Regions from separate parts of the Mus musculus genome. Here region 2 is linked to region 1. The links are chromatin loops, found by intact Hi-C in ENCODE. Cell type or tissue: heart. All regions are shown on one strand.

Region 1 (8,000 bases):
GCTTGAGCTGCCCATTACCTTATGGGGTAGAGATTTGTTAAAAAATAGTGTCCTATTTAGGAGCAAGGTTCACTCCTACAGCCGTTTGGCCTCAAAAGATACAGTTGAGGGTTGATTTCTTGCATACTTTAAATGATTTTCAGAAATTGTTAGGCAATATCAATTGGATTCGGCCCTATTTGAAGATCCCAAATGTTAAATTAAAACCTCTGTTTCAAATTTTAGAAAGAGACTCAGAGTTAAGTTCCAAAAGGGAACTAACACCTGAGGCTAGAAAGGCCCTTACCCTAGTGGAAGAAGAATTGATTAAAGCCCAGCTTCAGCATTGTAGAGAAGGGTTACCCATCATTTTGATAATATTACCTACTGAGATGCAACCCACAGGATTATTGTGGCAAGAAGGCCCATTGTTATGGATCCATTCCAAAATATCCGCTGGGAGGACATTAGATCATTACAAAGCCTACAACAGTGGCTTTTTTAGCCTTGTTGGGAATTCAGCATTGTTTACAATTTTTTGGTATAAAAACCAGCTCTATTGTAATCCCTTATGATGGGTATCAGCAAAAGGTCCTAACAGCAAATATTGATGAGTGGGCTATTTTAGCCTGTATTAATGAGGGCCCATTTGATAATCATTATACCAAACATCCGTTAATGACCTTTTTTAAGGAACATCCAGTCATTTTCCCTCAAGTGGTGAGGAAAACACCCATTAAGGATGCAGTTAACGTGTTTACTGATGGATCAAAAACCGGATGTGGAGTATATATAGTAGAGAGGAAAGTTCCTGTGGTCAGGCAGTATTATCCCTGTACTCCACAGATGGTGGAATTACAAATAGTTATTGAAGTCATTAAGGATTGTGATTTTCCTTTTAATCTAATTTCAGATTCACAATATGTACTTAATTTAGTTTTATCCCTACAAGTGGCTGGCCAAATAAAAGCTCCTAGTACCATCCAAGCCTTGGCCTTACAATTACAGAAGTTGCTGTGGGAAAGACGCCAACCATTATATATTGGACATGTCCGTGCCCATAGTGGGCTTCCAGGACCCTTAAGTAGGAGAAATGATATTGTGGATAATTGTACTCGTATGGAGTTCATATTTTTAGCATCCCCTATGGAGTTAGCCTTACAATTTCATTCTAAAATTCATGTTAATGCTAAAACTCTGCAGAGAAAATTTGGAATCTCTAGAGCACAAGCTCGGGATGTAGTCACTACCTGTGTATGTTGCCTTGAGTTTCAACACCCACCTTCTTATGGAGTGCATCCTAGAGGATTGCTCCCTCTACAGGTGTGGCAGATAGATGTGACACATTTTTCAGAATTTGGCAAATACATTCATGTATCCATTGACACATGTTCAGGAATAGTTTATGCATCTCCCATGGCAGGGGAAAAGGCCTCCCATGTTATACAGCATTGTTTGGAGGCCTGGGCAGCTTGGGGTAAACCCCAACAACTTAAAACAGACAATGGCCCTGCATATACTGCCAAAACCCTGGTGTCTTTTTGTCAACAGATGGAAGTACAAGTTAAACACGGACTGCCATATAATCCTCAAGGCCAAGGAATCATTGAACGAGCACATAGAACCTTAAAAGAATTATTAATAAAACAAAGACAGGGAATAGGCTATGGCCATACCCCCAAAAATAAGACTCTCCTTAGCTCTTTTTACCTTAAAATGTTTACAATTGGATAAGGAAGGTCGCTCTGCTGCTGAACGACATGCTAATACCAGCCCCAGTAATCTGGGGTATGCTAAATGGAGGGATGTGCTTACAGGATCATGGAATGGTCCAGATCCTGTGTTGGGCTGGGCGAGAGGGTCTGTTTGCATGTTTCCACAGAATCACGCAGAGCCAGTGTGGGTTCCAGAGTGAATAGTGCGACAGTGTCAAAATGAAGAAGCTGATCCTGTTAAGAAATTCCTATTAAGAAATTGGACTGCAAATTTTGATGGCAAGATGAATGAGCTTCACTCGGCGATTGTCGCTGTGAATTCTACCCGAGTGGATCCTGGCTTGGCATCAGGAAAGAATGGGCTGAGATAGGTGCCCTTGCTGTGGCCCTTGTTTTGGCATGCATGTTGTGTGTATGGTGTATGTGTTGGTTGCAGAATGCCCAGGTCCACACTGCCGCCATGGTGGTGCAAGCTTTTGCCACAGTGGAAGCAGGGCAGTCACCTCAGATTTGGCTTGTTGCCATGAAGAATGAACAATGAAGCCATCGCTCTGCAGGGTTGTAAGGCTAAGCACTGCACAGAAGTTAGTCTGGACGCTGTTTGACAATCTCTGGGAGGTACGTCTGATTGCATGAGGGTTGAGTGTCCTAGTGTTCTTCCCCCATGAAAAACGGCATGGGAGCAGGTCAGGGTTGCTCTGGGTAAAACCCTGTGAGCCTAAGAGTCAATCCTGTACATGGCCCCTATTTCTGCACACTGGGGATCAGACCTCTATCTTCACCCACGGAGCTTGCTTCAAAAGAATATAAAAGGGGGAATTGTGGGAAGCCATTCCAGACTCCCTGGCCAGCCCAGACGGAAATCTGTGCCAGGCAGTAAACAAGCCCATATTTGGTGGATGGCTAGCCCTTAATCCCTGATTGGCTGAGCAAGCCTTCCTGGTGAGGTGATGTGACCTGTGGTGATTGGTTGAGGCGTGGTTATGGCTTGAGTGGATAAAAACACTTGTACCCCGAGAGGCGGGGGATTTGAAGAGAGAAGCTGCCTGAGTAAACTGCTTTAAGAAGAACCGGTGGTTGCGTTTTCCTTGCTGGTCGAGTTGGATGCAACAATAAATGGAGATCATTGACCAGTATTTGATCATACGTCTACCTTTAGCTGTATGGGACCCGGAAAAGACAATGCTATTCTGAATACCCATCTGTCCAGCTGAACAATCTCTTATCTTATGAAAGGGGAAAACAAGGGCTTAAGATGTAACTCAGGTGAAGAATGCTTGCCTGGTATACTAGAAGCTCTGGGTTCCGTTCCCAGCAATCAGCAACACATGGTGGTGGGCACCTGTAATCCCAGCACTCAGGAGATGAAGGCAAGAGGACTATAAATTCAAGGTCATTCTAAGCTCTATATTGAGTTTGAAGCCAGTCTGGGACACATGAGACACTCTCTCAAGAAACCAAAAAGGGGTTGTGGTGGTGATTAATATTTGGTAACAGCTAGCTTTCGTCATAACATTAAAAAATCATTTATTCATGTCTTTTTCCTTCTAAATGGGCATAGATAGGTAAGAAGTAATATTCATCTAATCCCTAACTCTATGGAGTTCAGTACAGTGCCTGGGCTGTAAACTTTTGAGAAGTATAGAGTTAAGGTTTAAACTAGAGACTGTTATTACAAAGTGGTATCAGACCTTAAATCTCTGTGCTCAATTTTTTTTTTTTTTTTGTTTTTGTTTTTGTTTTTCGAGATAGGGAGCTCTGGCTGTCCTGGAACTCACTCTGTAGACCAGGCTGGCCTGGCCTCGAACTGAGAAATCTGCCTGCCTCTGCCTCCCGAGTGCTGGGATTAAAGGCGTAGCCCACCACGCCAGGCTCTGTGCTCAATCTTATAGACAACAGTTAGCAATCTTTTAGGTGCACTCTCAATGAAAACCTAACACCTCACCCACCATCCCAACCCTTCTAGTTTCTTCTACAAGGGAGGCGTGCTTTCAAAATACAAAAATAGAAGGGAGCTTGTTTTCTATACTTTTTGTTAGCGCAGTTTTCAGAACAGGATGTTGGTGAAGAAAGGTTCAAGCCTATCCTTTCCATTGCCTTCGAGAACAGAGATTGTAAACCAGCCGTTAAAATCAAAGCCTTTGTTCGTAGAGCTGCAGTTACCTCTCCTTTGCTTTCTTTAACCTCTCAGGGCTCCATCCAGAAAATGCAAACAGTTCATACGGTTTTTGTAAAGCTAGATAAAGCCTACTGCCCACGAATATCTAGCACAACCATAAGCTTGTCAAGTTGTCAAACTTTTCTTCCTTTCCTATTTAAACTTTACTTTCTGTGGGCTTTACTGAAGAAACAACATTTTTATTTATCTAGTTCGTCTTTCAAGGATAATTTGCAACTCTACTCCAGTCATTTGAGCAACAGTTCTCCAATTCCCCAGCTGCCACAAAGCGCAGCGCCCTTCACGACAGCGCACGACGAAGCGACCGGAAAGCCTCTGCCTTTCGGGCCAATCGCGCTGCTCCTCGGCGATGACGTATATGTTGCGCAGGCGCAGGGTGGGGAGACCTTGGATAAGTCTTACCAGGCGTTCAGCGGAGGTGAAAACCCCTGGTTGGAGGGACGGGACCGAGGGACGATGCAGAGCTGGAGTCGTGTGTACCGCTCCTTGGCCAAGGTGAGGGCGGCCCGCGAGGGGATGATGCTGGACCACAGGCACTTAGACGCCCGCTGTGGGCCCGGACGCGGCCTGCCGCCGGGAACCGCCGCGGCCCCGCCTCTATGCCGGCTCGGTGCGGCCTCCCGAGGCAGCGGGGAGCGCGAGCCCGGGCTCGGGAGGGCCCTGCTGCGGAATGACTGCCCGCAGCCCCACACGACCCGGACGCTGGTCCAGGGGCCTGGGCCCTCCCCCAGTTTCGGGGAGGAGTAAATGACCCTTGCCACGCGCGGCCTGCCCCTTCCTACCTTTCGCCTCATCCTAATGACCCGGGGGGTGGCCTACTCTCCTACGGCGGGGAAGTAACCTTGAGGCCCGACTGGCCCAGACGTGGTCAGCTCCAACACACCGTCCCGCGAGTTCCTCCTCCAAGGATCTGTTTTCATTCACGTCTCTAAACTAGTGCACCCTGCCATCAGTCAGGCCCTGGGGCTTATAGTTTTAATTGCAGCGGTTTGTCGTCCAAACAACTTTCCCATTTCACCTGCCAATTGACAGCTGCCAAATTGAATGTATGAGGCCTAGTGGCAGGGTAGCAGGATAACTTTAGGGACAATACAGAAATGAGACTCTTCACGGCTGAGCCGTCTGTGTCTTTAAAAGTTAATGTAACACGCAAAATGTCACTGTTTTAGGGAGAAGGTGAGCCGCGTCTCTCAGTACAGACAGTTCTTTGTTCCTCTTTGGTTGGCATATCTTGATCTCAGGTGCAGAAGTTGTCTTCAAGTAAAAAACCTTGCTGCATCAGAGTATATTGTCGCTGCTGTCCATTGCTTACTCGCTGTGATAGGAGCTGGAAGTGTGCTTTCTTTATGTGGCCCTGGCCTTAGGAAATGGTAGTCACACTGCTTAGAGAGTGTGAGATTATGATGCAATTTGTGGGACTTCCAGAATGTGAGGCCACTCCGTTGTTGGTACATTTTCCTAGTCCAGTTGGTGGCTTAAGAACATCTTTATAGATCTTATAAGTGATTACAGACTGTTAAGTAGATTTGTTAGGAAGCAGAATGACAGATGAAATGAATATCATTGAAATACTTAAATACCTGAATTCAAAGTTTTGGGATTTTAATTAGAATACTAAACTGATCCTTGGCAATAAAATTAACAATGCTTTCTGAAGTTTTAATAAAACTGTAAGCCATTAAATATATTTTTATTAGATTTAATATGAAATGGTTCATTGAATGTTCATAATAATAAGGCAGACCTGGCAAGGTAAGATTGTGAAAGTTTAATATTATGGACAAAAAAGGGAAATTGGTAGGATACCTGTTTGCGGCAGAGAAAGTCCATTAGTATTATTGCTTGATACATTTGCCCCAGTTGTCATCGACCTTTTAAATTACATGTATTACTTGTGCACATGCCTGTGGGCATGAGCGTGCAACATAGGATGAAAGGATGCCAGAAGACAGCTTCTGGGAGTCAGGTCTCTGCCACCATATAGTTCCCACGGATTAAACTTGGGAAGTCACCCTTGGTGGCAGGAGCCTTTAGCCAGCGGGCTATTTTGCCAGCCTGTTTTAAAAATTATATTTTACTTAACAGGAAAATTTCTTTTGTCTTTTTTTTTTCTATTCTAGAAAGGCCATTTCAATCGGATATCTCATGGCCTACAAGGAGTTTCTTCAGTTCCTTTAAGAACTTATGCAGATCAACCAAGTAAGTACCTGATAACAGCAGTTTTCAATCCGAGTAGCTGAGGAAAGTGAATGTTAGAGTGACTTGTAGTGTTAATCTGTGTGCTTGTTTACTGTTGTCTGTACACCCTGTATGCTACGAGAGGTAAACATGGCCAAGCCCGTTCTTAAGGTGAACAGTACGTAAGTATTCTAAGTGTTTGGAGAAGAAACTGAAAATTAAAGCAGGTTACTAGGAGTCCGTGAGAGGATGTCAGGAAAGCCTTCCGAGGAGATGGAGGGAGTGAGGATATGAAAAGTTGTTTCAGTGAGAAAGGCCTCAGATGGATCTTAATTCGGGAACCTCCAGGAAAAGCACGAAGACTAGGTGGCTTGCAAAACCCAAGGAATAAGATCAGAGAGGTCGAGGGACCCCAGCACCGAAGTCTTTCTAGGCAGACAGCATGGATTTTACTCCACTGGTGAGGGAGAACTGCAGGTGGGTTTTGAGTTGAGCATTTTTATGTATTACAGCTTTTAAGAATTAATTTTGTCTATTGGGTCAGATTGTGTTGGTTGTTTCAGAGCTGTGATGATAATGATTTTTGAAATCTTGAATGAAATTCTTTAAGACTACTATTATATACAGAGAAGGGAGCTGTGGGGTGTATAATTTCCTTCTTAATGCTTTCTTGAAGTTTTGAATTTTCTATAAAAGATAGGTGTTTTGGTTTTTTTTTTTATAAGCACTTGGAATGGGATAAATGGGTTTTTGATAAGGTATTTAACTTACAAAAAGTACTGAAGTGATACATTTACTGAACCCATTAAAATTTGTATTTAAAAGTATTTTATTGCCGGGCAGTGGTGGTGCACGCCTTTAATCCCAGCACTTGGGAGACAGAGGCAGGTGGATTTCTGAGTTCGAGGCCAGCCTGGTCTACAAAGTGAGTTCTGGGACAGCCAGGGCTACACAGAGAAACCCTGTCTTGAAAAACCAAAACCAAAACCAAAAACAAAAAACAAAACAACAAAAAAAAAAGGTATTTTATTCTTTAATTTTGATCTGTGTTAGGATGTGTGTACATGTATGAGTCCCTGTGTGCATGCCACAGTGCAGGTGTGGAGATGAGAGGACAGCCTTGGATATCGTGTAACAGAATGTTATGGTGTAATCAGAGCCTCCTATTTTCAGTCTTTGCACAGGCACTTAGATTTTATGGAGTGAGTCCATGCTGGTTAGTTCTTGTCTACTTGACACAAACTAGAGTCTCCAGGGAAAAGGGACTTCGATTTGAGGAATTCTTCCCATCAGATTGGCCTGTGGGCATGTGTGTAGTGGAAGGGTGCAATCCACTGTAGCAGGTAGGCCTTGGCTATATAAGAAAGCAAGCTAAGCAATCCAGTAAGCAGCATTCTTCTAGGCCTTCTGCTTTAGTTCCTGCCTTTAGGTTCCTTCCTGTCTTGGCTTCCCTAAGTTGCTTTTAGTCATGATGTTGATCACAGCAACAAAAAAACAAACTAAGAGACAGTAACCTTTAATCAGGGGGTTCGGGGGGGGGTGTCTCTTGACATTGTCAAATTATAAGTATAAAATTAGTATATTTTAGGATAGATGAAATAGTAATTTTATACACTTACATGAAGCTGAATTGTTTACTTAATAACTTTTCCTCTCAAAAATAGAAGCTTTACTGGGGCAAAGACTGATTTTTCTTTAGTACCTAAGGTGGCACAGTTGGTCTTCACTGCCTGCTTACTGAATAAAAGAAAACTGCAGTCCTGTCTGTTTCAGTTGCTGTATCACAGAATGTTCAGCATGGTCACCATACAGAGTAGTACCAGCTAAAACGCCAGTACTCTTATCTGACACATGCAGGGCTTAGCTTTGTTTCAGACAGTCTTAAGTTCTAGTGCCTGTCCTGCTTTGGCCACACTTCTCTGTTAGCCTTCCTGTGTTATGAATAGAGA
Region 2 (8,000 bases), 440 kb after region 1:
TTAAAATACTTTGCCCACTTAAAATGTGCATTGTCTTGTTTTGTAAATCATCCTTACATATTATGGATATCTTTCAAGTATAAATATGTTTTTGCATATATGCACATGCATACATATTTTGAATATTTTTCAAAATGGTTCACCTAATCCTTTAATCAAATCAAGTGTTTTCTTAAATCAAGGGTTATCCCTTCTTATATTTTAAGGTTTTCTCCCCCATTTTGGCTTACAAATTCCAGATCTATTTGTTCATTTGATTTTTTTTTTTCCCCAAATGTGTCACTGAGGGTTTGGCCCTTGTCTCGCAGTCCATGCCATCCTTTGCTTCTTTCTGAAGTTTGGTTATTGTTTCTTCAAGTTCTCTTCCCTCAAAGTGTTATGCCTTCAGTGTCAACTAATCTGTTTTCTTCTCCCCTTTCCATTTCTGTCCTGGTGACATTCACACTATCTTTTAAGTCCTAGAACACTTTGGACATCCCCATCTGCAGCCAACTCCATCTACTTATAATCTGACTATTTGGTGACACACAAAAGGAAAGACAGGCAAAAAAAAAAAAATGCCCTAAGTGTCCCCAGGGTTCAGCTTAGCATATTCACTTATTTGGGAATTCCAATCAAGTTTTCTTGTTACCGGTTTCCCACTTGAAATGATTTTCTTCCAGAGATCCTGCACCTTGGAAATTTGCATTGGACTGACTTCTCCCTTGAACTTGCAACTCTTCAACTTTGGTTAATATGCTAATTAGTTTTAGCTTTCAACTTGACACAACCTAGAATCATTTGGGAAGACAGTTTTAAAGAGGAATTATCTAGATCAGCTAGTGATGTGGGCATGTCTGTAGAGAACTGTCTTAACTTAGTCATTATGGGTGGTGGTACCATTTCCTAGGCAGGGGCCCCTGAACATTAAGAGAGAAGAAAAACTAAAAAACAAAGAAGCAAGATTTCATGCATATGTGTCACCCTGCTCTCTTTTTGGTTTTTTTGTTGTTTTGTTTTTTTCAAGACAGGGTTTCTTTGTGTAGCCCTGGCTGTCCTGGAACTCACTCTGTAGACCAGGCTGGCCTCGAACTCAGAAATCCTACTTCCTCTGCTTCCCAAATACTGGGATTAAAGGCATGTGCCACCACTGCCTGGTGTCACCCTGCTCTTGCTATAGATAATTTATAGATCATAAATTAATGCCACCAACAATCAACTCTCAAAACCATTAAACATTTTAAACAAACAAAACCAAACATCAACAGAAATATAAAAAGGGCACATTTGGGAAAAGGGCATCTAGACATGGCTTTCTAAATTTTCATTCTGTGTTAAACCATGTCCTCAAATTTTAATTTACATGGGTTAATTTGCTAATTTGATAAAAATTCCATTAGAGATCAAAGAAATAAGAACACAACTAAGTTAATACTGTTTTTAGAATAGTTGATAAAACCTTACCATCCCTGCCTGCCTTGCCTCTGCCCAAAGGTTAAGTCTCTCAGGAGGCTCTGAGATGCTGTCTTTCTTGAGATGCTCACCGTTAAACACGCTGTTGACACCTCCTGCCTTTGTTTCTAGATCACTGTAGTCTTTCTGGGGCTTGAGCTTTGACTACTTACTTTGTTGTAGGGAGACCAAGTTTGTCATATCCATAAGTCGCAGTCCATGTTCCTAGCTAGACCATTAATCTCCTTAAGCAAAATTTACAACCAAATTATCCATGTGAACCCCACTGTCCCCCCCATCTCCCCAAGGCTTTGGATGGGGACAAAGAACTGGAAGCAAAGGGCAGAAAAAAATCTTTGCTTTGTATCTGCTTCCCAGAGAAATTGAGGGAAATGTTGGGATAGGAAAAGATCACAGATGCATGCTTTGTGCATGTCAGTTAAAAAAAAAGGGGGGGGGATAAGTGAATGTTATGGTAGAGTCCTGCACTTCACAATACCACCTGCAAATGAGTGAATGGACAAGGACTCTTAGTCACAATGTATCAATTAAAAAAAACCAGAGTAAATGTAACCAGAGTTTTAAAGCTAATTTTCTTTGAAAGGTAAAAAAGAGAAAAAACAAAAACCAAGGTAATATTGACTTATTTCACAGACATTGAACACAGTGAGCCAATAACCAATTCTCCTTAGTTAAGATGCAACAAACAGGATGAATGTTATCACTTAGTCTATTTTAACCTCCAACATAGCAATTTACAAACAACCAGATGCTACTATGGTATTTCAATAACAGGCCACAGAGCAGAATAAAACAGCACCTTCAACCCAGCCGTGTTATTCTCTAAACTTTGTGTACAAGTGAACTAACTCATTAGTAATCGAAACATTTCCTCATATCTCAAGGAAAATACCTGGGCCAGCAGGAATACAGAACCTGTTCACTTGGTAAACACAGAACAGGGCAAGGCTTCTGCCCCAGGCCAGGGCATTCCTCCATGGAGGTGGTTACTTCAAGTCTTTCTTCCCTGGTCTGCCTTGGCAGGGCAGTAGTAACATCTGTTGAAAAGAAGCCGGCACATTTTGCCAGGGGAGAAACCTGCTTCCTATTGTTACCTATTCCTATTGTTCAGAGCACTAAAAGAAAACAAAACAAACAAAACAAAACAATAACCAAACCAAACAAAAAAAACCATACAGGCACTATATACTAGAGATGCAGCAATCAAATTACCCTCCACACCACCCCTTTGTAAAGTATCGCAGAACCAAAGACACTGTGTCAAAGTCCTGACACCTCTACCTCTGGAAGTCCCAAACGCATGTGAGCCCCTCCCCTAGGGACTATCCTTTCCCAGAGATCACATTCCCACAAAGGCCCTACACAACCCCCAATCTGCACCTCCTTCATCTGTGTCAAGTACACAGGATGCCAATTCTCAAAACAATTTGAAACCAGAAGATGGTAAAACATCAGATATTAGGGGAAAAATAACAAAATGAAAGTCTGTCTTCAAAACTGGAAATGCTGGAGGAAAAAAAATTTTTTTTCTGCAATGAAGCGGAACGACTGTGGTTAACAATCAACCAAAACCTTTAGCCAGGAGTGTAGAAAACTAATCTTGAGTTCTGAGGATTTACAAAAGGATCCGTGCAGTATGATCTTGGTGGATGCGCCCAGACAAACCCAGGGACTTGACTGTTTTCTCTCCTCTTTCACAACGCCCATCGCAAGAGGAAGAGTTGCCGCGGTGCCGACACGCCCCAGCCGCTCAGACCCTTACTCACTGGTGCCTGCCGCTCCTCTCGGTACCCGAGCTCCTCACTCCAGTCCAGGAAGAGGAAAGCGTTCTCCTTGGTCCGCCTCCCTGACGGGACCCGCCCAGCGGGCGCACACCTGACCCAGGTAAGGGAATAGGTGTATGCCCTGTTTTTGCCAAAGCGATCACTGGTCCTATACCCTTGCTCAGAACGTAGCTCATCTGCGTCCACCCGCCTCATTCCTTTGAAGCCTTGTAAATCACCCCCTCTTCTTAATCGGGGAAACCCACTGCTAAGTACCGTGGCCCGGCCTGGGGTCGGTGGTCCAAAGGGGTAACTTAGCTTGGAAGGGCGGGTAGCTCCGATCGGAGGAGCCACCCTAGGAGGCTCTGCAAGCCGCTATCCTTGAGTTCATTGGCTGCCCTGGCACATCCTAATCCTCCCTGCTCAACACCGTGCCACCCAAGCTGCTCTGGGGGTCGCCCCGCGTTCACCCCGCCCTCACTCCTTAGACGTGCGACCTGGGCAGAGCTCAGAGTGAACGCTAGCCCGGGCTGCCAACCCGAACGCCTAAGCCCCGCCCTCTAGGCGACTTCTGGCCCCGCCTCTGGCCGCGTACGAACGTGGGGCGGCGGACTGCGCATGTCCACGGTCAGAACCCTGGCAGTGCGCATGCGCCTCGTCCCGACGCGGTTTCTGGGCGCCAGGGTCTGCACCGAAACATGGCAGAGGTTGGGTCCAAGTCAGTGCTGTTCGTGTGTCTCGGTAAGGACTCGCCGACTTAAGGGTCTTTTTCTTTGGGACCCTGAAGTGCTCTCCCTGTTAGGCTTCCGAACAAGAGCGCTGGGCGGAGGAAGCAGATCAGAAGGCCTTGGCTGGGCCCGCGTCTGAGCACATACTCGTTTGTCTGCCTTTTTCATATGCATCCCCCATCATCTGGTACTCCTCTGAGCCCGAGATCTGTGTAATTTTTGTCCCAGATTATGCCCTTCCAAAGCCCATGTCACCCTTCCGAGTGCCCTTCAACCACAAATCTTTGTGCGAGTTCTCTCTCTCAAGCCCGTAGACCCCTCTCACTTGCTCCTCCTCTTTTAAGTCTGAGAGTCGCCCATCATCTGCTTTGGCAGTTACTTCCAAATCTCTGTGCTGAAAAATATCCAACCAAAACAACTTTAGGGAGAACAGATTTGTTTTGACTCAGTTTCAGAGGTTCAGGCCCCTTTTGAATGGTTGTAGATTCTGGGCTTGTGGTGAGGCAAGGCATCATGGTCCTTCAAGGTGGCCAGAGCATGAGTCAGGGACTATTTGCTCCTGTGGACGGGAATCACAGAAGGGGAGAGTAGAGAGCAAGACAAGCGTTAGCCCCAAGAGCACGCATCGGGATGTATTTTCTTCTGCTCAGCCACACTTGTATCTTTCATTACCTCCAGTCATTTCCTCATATTTTGAATCTACTGGGTTAAACCATTGACTAGGTCAGTGCCCTTATGATCACATCCTCGGGGGATAAGCCATCACCGACGTCCTGAGAGTTGTCTTTTTCTAATCAGTTAAGGTCTCGATGACGATTAATCATCATCCCTGTTATTCCCTCATGCTCTTGTCCGTCACCTAACTTGCTTTTCTTCCTTTGAACCCTCTCACCTGCTAACTGGCCCAGGTGGCTTCATATCTGTAGTGTGACTCTCTAAGCTGGCCCCTTCTATTAGAACAGCTGGAGTTCTTGCCGGAAACCCCCACCCCCACCCCTGTTCCCCATTGTGCCAACGTGAGCCTAGGTTACAGGAAGACCATTCTGTGACAGGTTTGTTTGATGTCATCCTTGGGTCACAGTTGCTATGGTTCTCAGCCAGTCTCTTTTCTTTAGGTCTCTCTGAAACCTTGGTTTTCAGTCCCTAGGACAATTACTCATGCCATGTGAAAAACAGTTTGTTTTTAAATGAATAATCTTTTAAGTACCTTCTAACACAGAATTTCAACCTTGATTCTCCTTTACATAATATGCAATTCTTTCTTTTTTCAGAGTTCTTGCCTCCTTGACTCCACCCTGAGGGGCAAGGGTTAAATTGTCAACAGTCCAGCTATTTGTCTTTTGTCCTCTGCTTTTCCTACAGAGTGACACTCCTCTTTAGGCTAGAAGTCTGCCAAGACTTTCTGTCTACCTCGCTTTATCTTTCCCACCCACCTGTGGGGACTGCCCTTAAGAAACTGTTGCTGTCCTATGCCTTGATGGTATGGTTAACTTTACTGGGAACCTTAATGCTGGGTTTTGCTTGAAAAGCCATCTGTTTTATAAAGTCAAAATGATGAAAAAAAAGTCAAGGATTTTTTATACCCAGACCATTGGTACCCCCCCCCCGAGATATTTTATTCCATAAGTTGCATTTTTATTTGACAGCCTGTGGAGCTCTTAGGAAGAGTTATCTGTCTTGTGGGCAATAGCTTTTTTCCCTTTATTATTCCACTTTTCAGTACAAGGTACTGTGTGTGATAGTTGCAAGATATCTGTACTAGGTAATTTCTATGAAGAACAAAGTAAAACTCTGGCCTTAATTCACATTGCTTATTATAGTTATCTGTGCTGGCATATTGTACCAATATGACTTTTAAAGGAAGTACATGCTTGCATATGTTTGACGTCAATATAATTCAGTATTTTGTTTTTGCCACTGGAGGTGCATATAGTGGTGAACACCACAGATGAAGTCCAGCTGTTCTGAAGCCGGTACTTTGCAGTCACCATCAGTCAAGGAATGCCAGTGGCTTCATACAGTTGGTGAGGTGTTCACTATGAGCCAAAGCAGAGTGGGAGCAGGGTGTAGGCTGTAGTCAGGACTCATCTGAAGGTGAGCAGAGACATGAAGGTGGCAAGGGGCCTGTCTCTACTCCAAAGACAGAGCATGAGGTTTTCAGGTAAAAGTTGTAACCAGAGAAGTCATGGTTTTGGAGACCAGGCAGCCTTTCTCAGCCACGATTTCTTTGCCTGTGGGTACCAAACTTGGATCATTCTAAATACGAGAAATGAGATCCTTATGTACAGCAGATACTTTAGGGCAGGGATCTACATCCTCTGTAAAGAGCTGGAGTGAATCCTTAAACTTCATGTGCCGAAAACTTAGTGTAGCCATAGCTTGGTTCTGTTCAGTAGAGCTCGTTCCTGGATACCAGCCTTGGGACTTGATAGAGTTTTCACGTATTACAAGATTTTCTGCATTTGCATTATTTTTTAATGACCTAAAACTAAAAATTTGGTTAACCCTTTGGGCTGTATAGAAATGTGGTAGGCCAAGAATGGTTATTTCTGGGCCCCTGTTTGGAGTCTAGATACCATAGGAAGCTGTATGAAGACTTGGGTTTGCTCTGAGTGAGATAAGCCATGGGAGGTCTGGAGCAGAAATGGGGAGGGATATAATTTGTTCCACCTGCATTGTGGAGATTAGGCTACAGGAGGCCCTGGAAGAAGCAGGGATAGCTTCAGAAGTTAGATGTGTTGTAGTCAGTTGCTAGCCTCGGAAAATTTGAGGATGGTACAGATGAATTCTCCCAAGAGCCCCTTTGGAGCACAGTGAAAGCTCTTGTGTTTGAAATGCAAAAGTTTTGTTCCTTCAGAACCTTTCTTCAAACTTTTTAAGATTGAAGTTGTTTTAGAAAGATGAGGAGAGGAGCGTTTTGCTCTGTGAAGCTGGATGGGACCCAGCAAAGGCAGGTGTGATCTCAGCCCTAGTCACAGTGGTCATAAGAGAAATAAGGCCATGTTTACATTTCCAGGACTTGTGGAAGTCAAACCATAAAGTGTTTTTCTTATGGCCAGTGAACTCACTCTTAATGTATATATGTATGTTTTTATTTATTCATTTTTGATGGGGTCAGAGGTCTAACCTAGCCCTGTGTTTTTTCTAATAACATTAATAACATAAATTGGCAAGCTAGAGGCAAGTTATTAGTATTGAGAGTTCCCTTCTATTAATCTTGTAGGTTGTATGATTTGTAGTCTCTGTAGAGATAGGGTACTTTTAATCTATACCTACATACCTTTAAATACAGCTATCTGGGGGCAGGGTAGGAGTGAATATGCTCAAATGATGAAATGGCCCACAGTTTTACAAAGAAACAAGACTGTTTCTTCGTATTTAATGATAATTTTTCTTATATAGATGTCTTGCCTTTTATTTTTACATGCTAAAATATTACACTTTGGTAACTTCTAAACTTCCAGAATAATAATGTTTTTCCTAACCTGCTCACCACTATTGGCTGTTTTGCCTGGATATGTGGTGATGTGCCAGAAGCCTTTTGGTTAGTGAAACAGTGCTGATGGTGGTCTTTACAAAAACAAAACAAAACAAAACAGGGCTAGGAAGATCTTAATCAGTGAAGTTCTTACCTTGTAAACATGAGGGACCTGGGTTTTATTCCAAGAACCTATGCTTAAATAAAAGAAAAAAAACAATAACAACAACAAACAAAAATTGTACATGGTAACATACTTTTATCATCCCCACACTAGGTAGATAGAAGTTGTTGGTTTCCTGAGCCTCCTGGCCAGCCAGCCTATCCTGCCTACTAAGGTTACTCTTAAACTCGTAAGAAACCCTCTCTCAAAAAACAAAGTGGACAACTTCTGAGGAATATCACCTTTCTTCTCTGTATACATCTGCACGCTTACACCCACACAAAGACATAGAAAAACCAGACAGAAATTAGAATGTGGAAAGGAAACTTTCACAACCGGGACTATCATATGGAGGACATTTAAAATGAGTTCCTGTCTTAGCTTTAATGGTTAATTGATGAAACTGTTATTGCTAT

The links. A loop is a pair of places that touch in the nucleus more often than their neighbours do. Peaks named below come from ENCODE experiments on the same cell type or tissue, not always from the same donor. Only the 100,000 strongest peaks of a DNase experiment are listed, where the experiment ranks them.
Region 2: it touches region 1 in a loop (4-fold over the local background); 2 of 42 quality-filtered maps call a loop at or near these places.

The regions. Positions count from the first base shown.
Region 1 is chr12:31,347,669-31,355,668 of GRCm38, reverse strand. It overlaps Dld (dihydrolipoamide dehydrogenase), which reads left to right and starts at 4,198. Exons shown (of 14, transcript NM_007861.5): 1 at 4,198-4,368; 2 at 5,994-6,072. The coding sequence starts at 4,330. In heart, a CTCF peak has its summit at 4,139; a DNase peak (open chromatin) is centred at 4,228; H3K4me3 peaks cover 1,837 bases; H3K27ac peaks cover 1,550 bases.
Region 2 is chr12:30,907,446-30,915,445 of GRCm38, reverse strand. Acp1 (acid phosphatase 1, soluble) reads left to right here and starts at 3,834. Exons shown (of 6, transcript NM_021330.4): 1 at 3,834-3,956. The coding sequence starts at 3,914. Sh3yl1 (Sh3 domain YSC-like 1) reads right to left here and starts at 3,777. Exons shown (of 10, transcript NM_013709.5): 1 at 3,219-3,777. The coding sequence starts at 3,219. In heart, no CTCF peak of the experiment used is centred here; a DNase peak (open chromatin) is centred at 3,775; H3K4me3 peaks cover 2,992 bases; H3K27ac peaks cover 2,808 bases.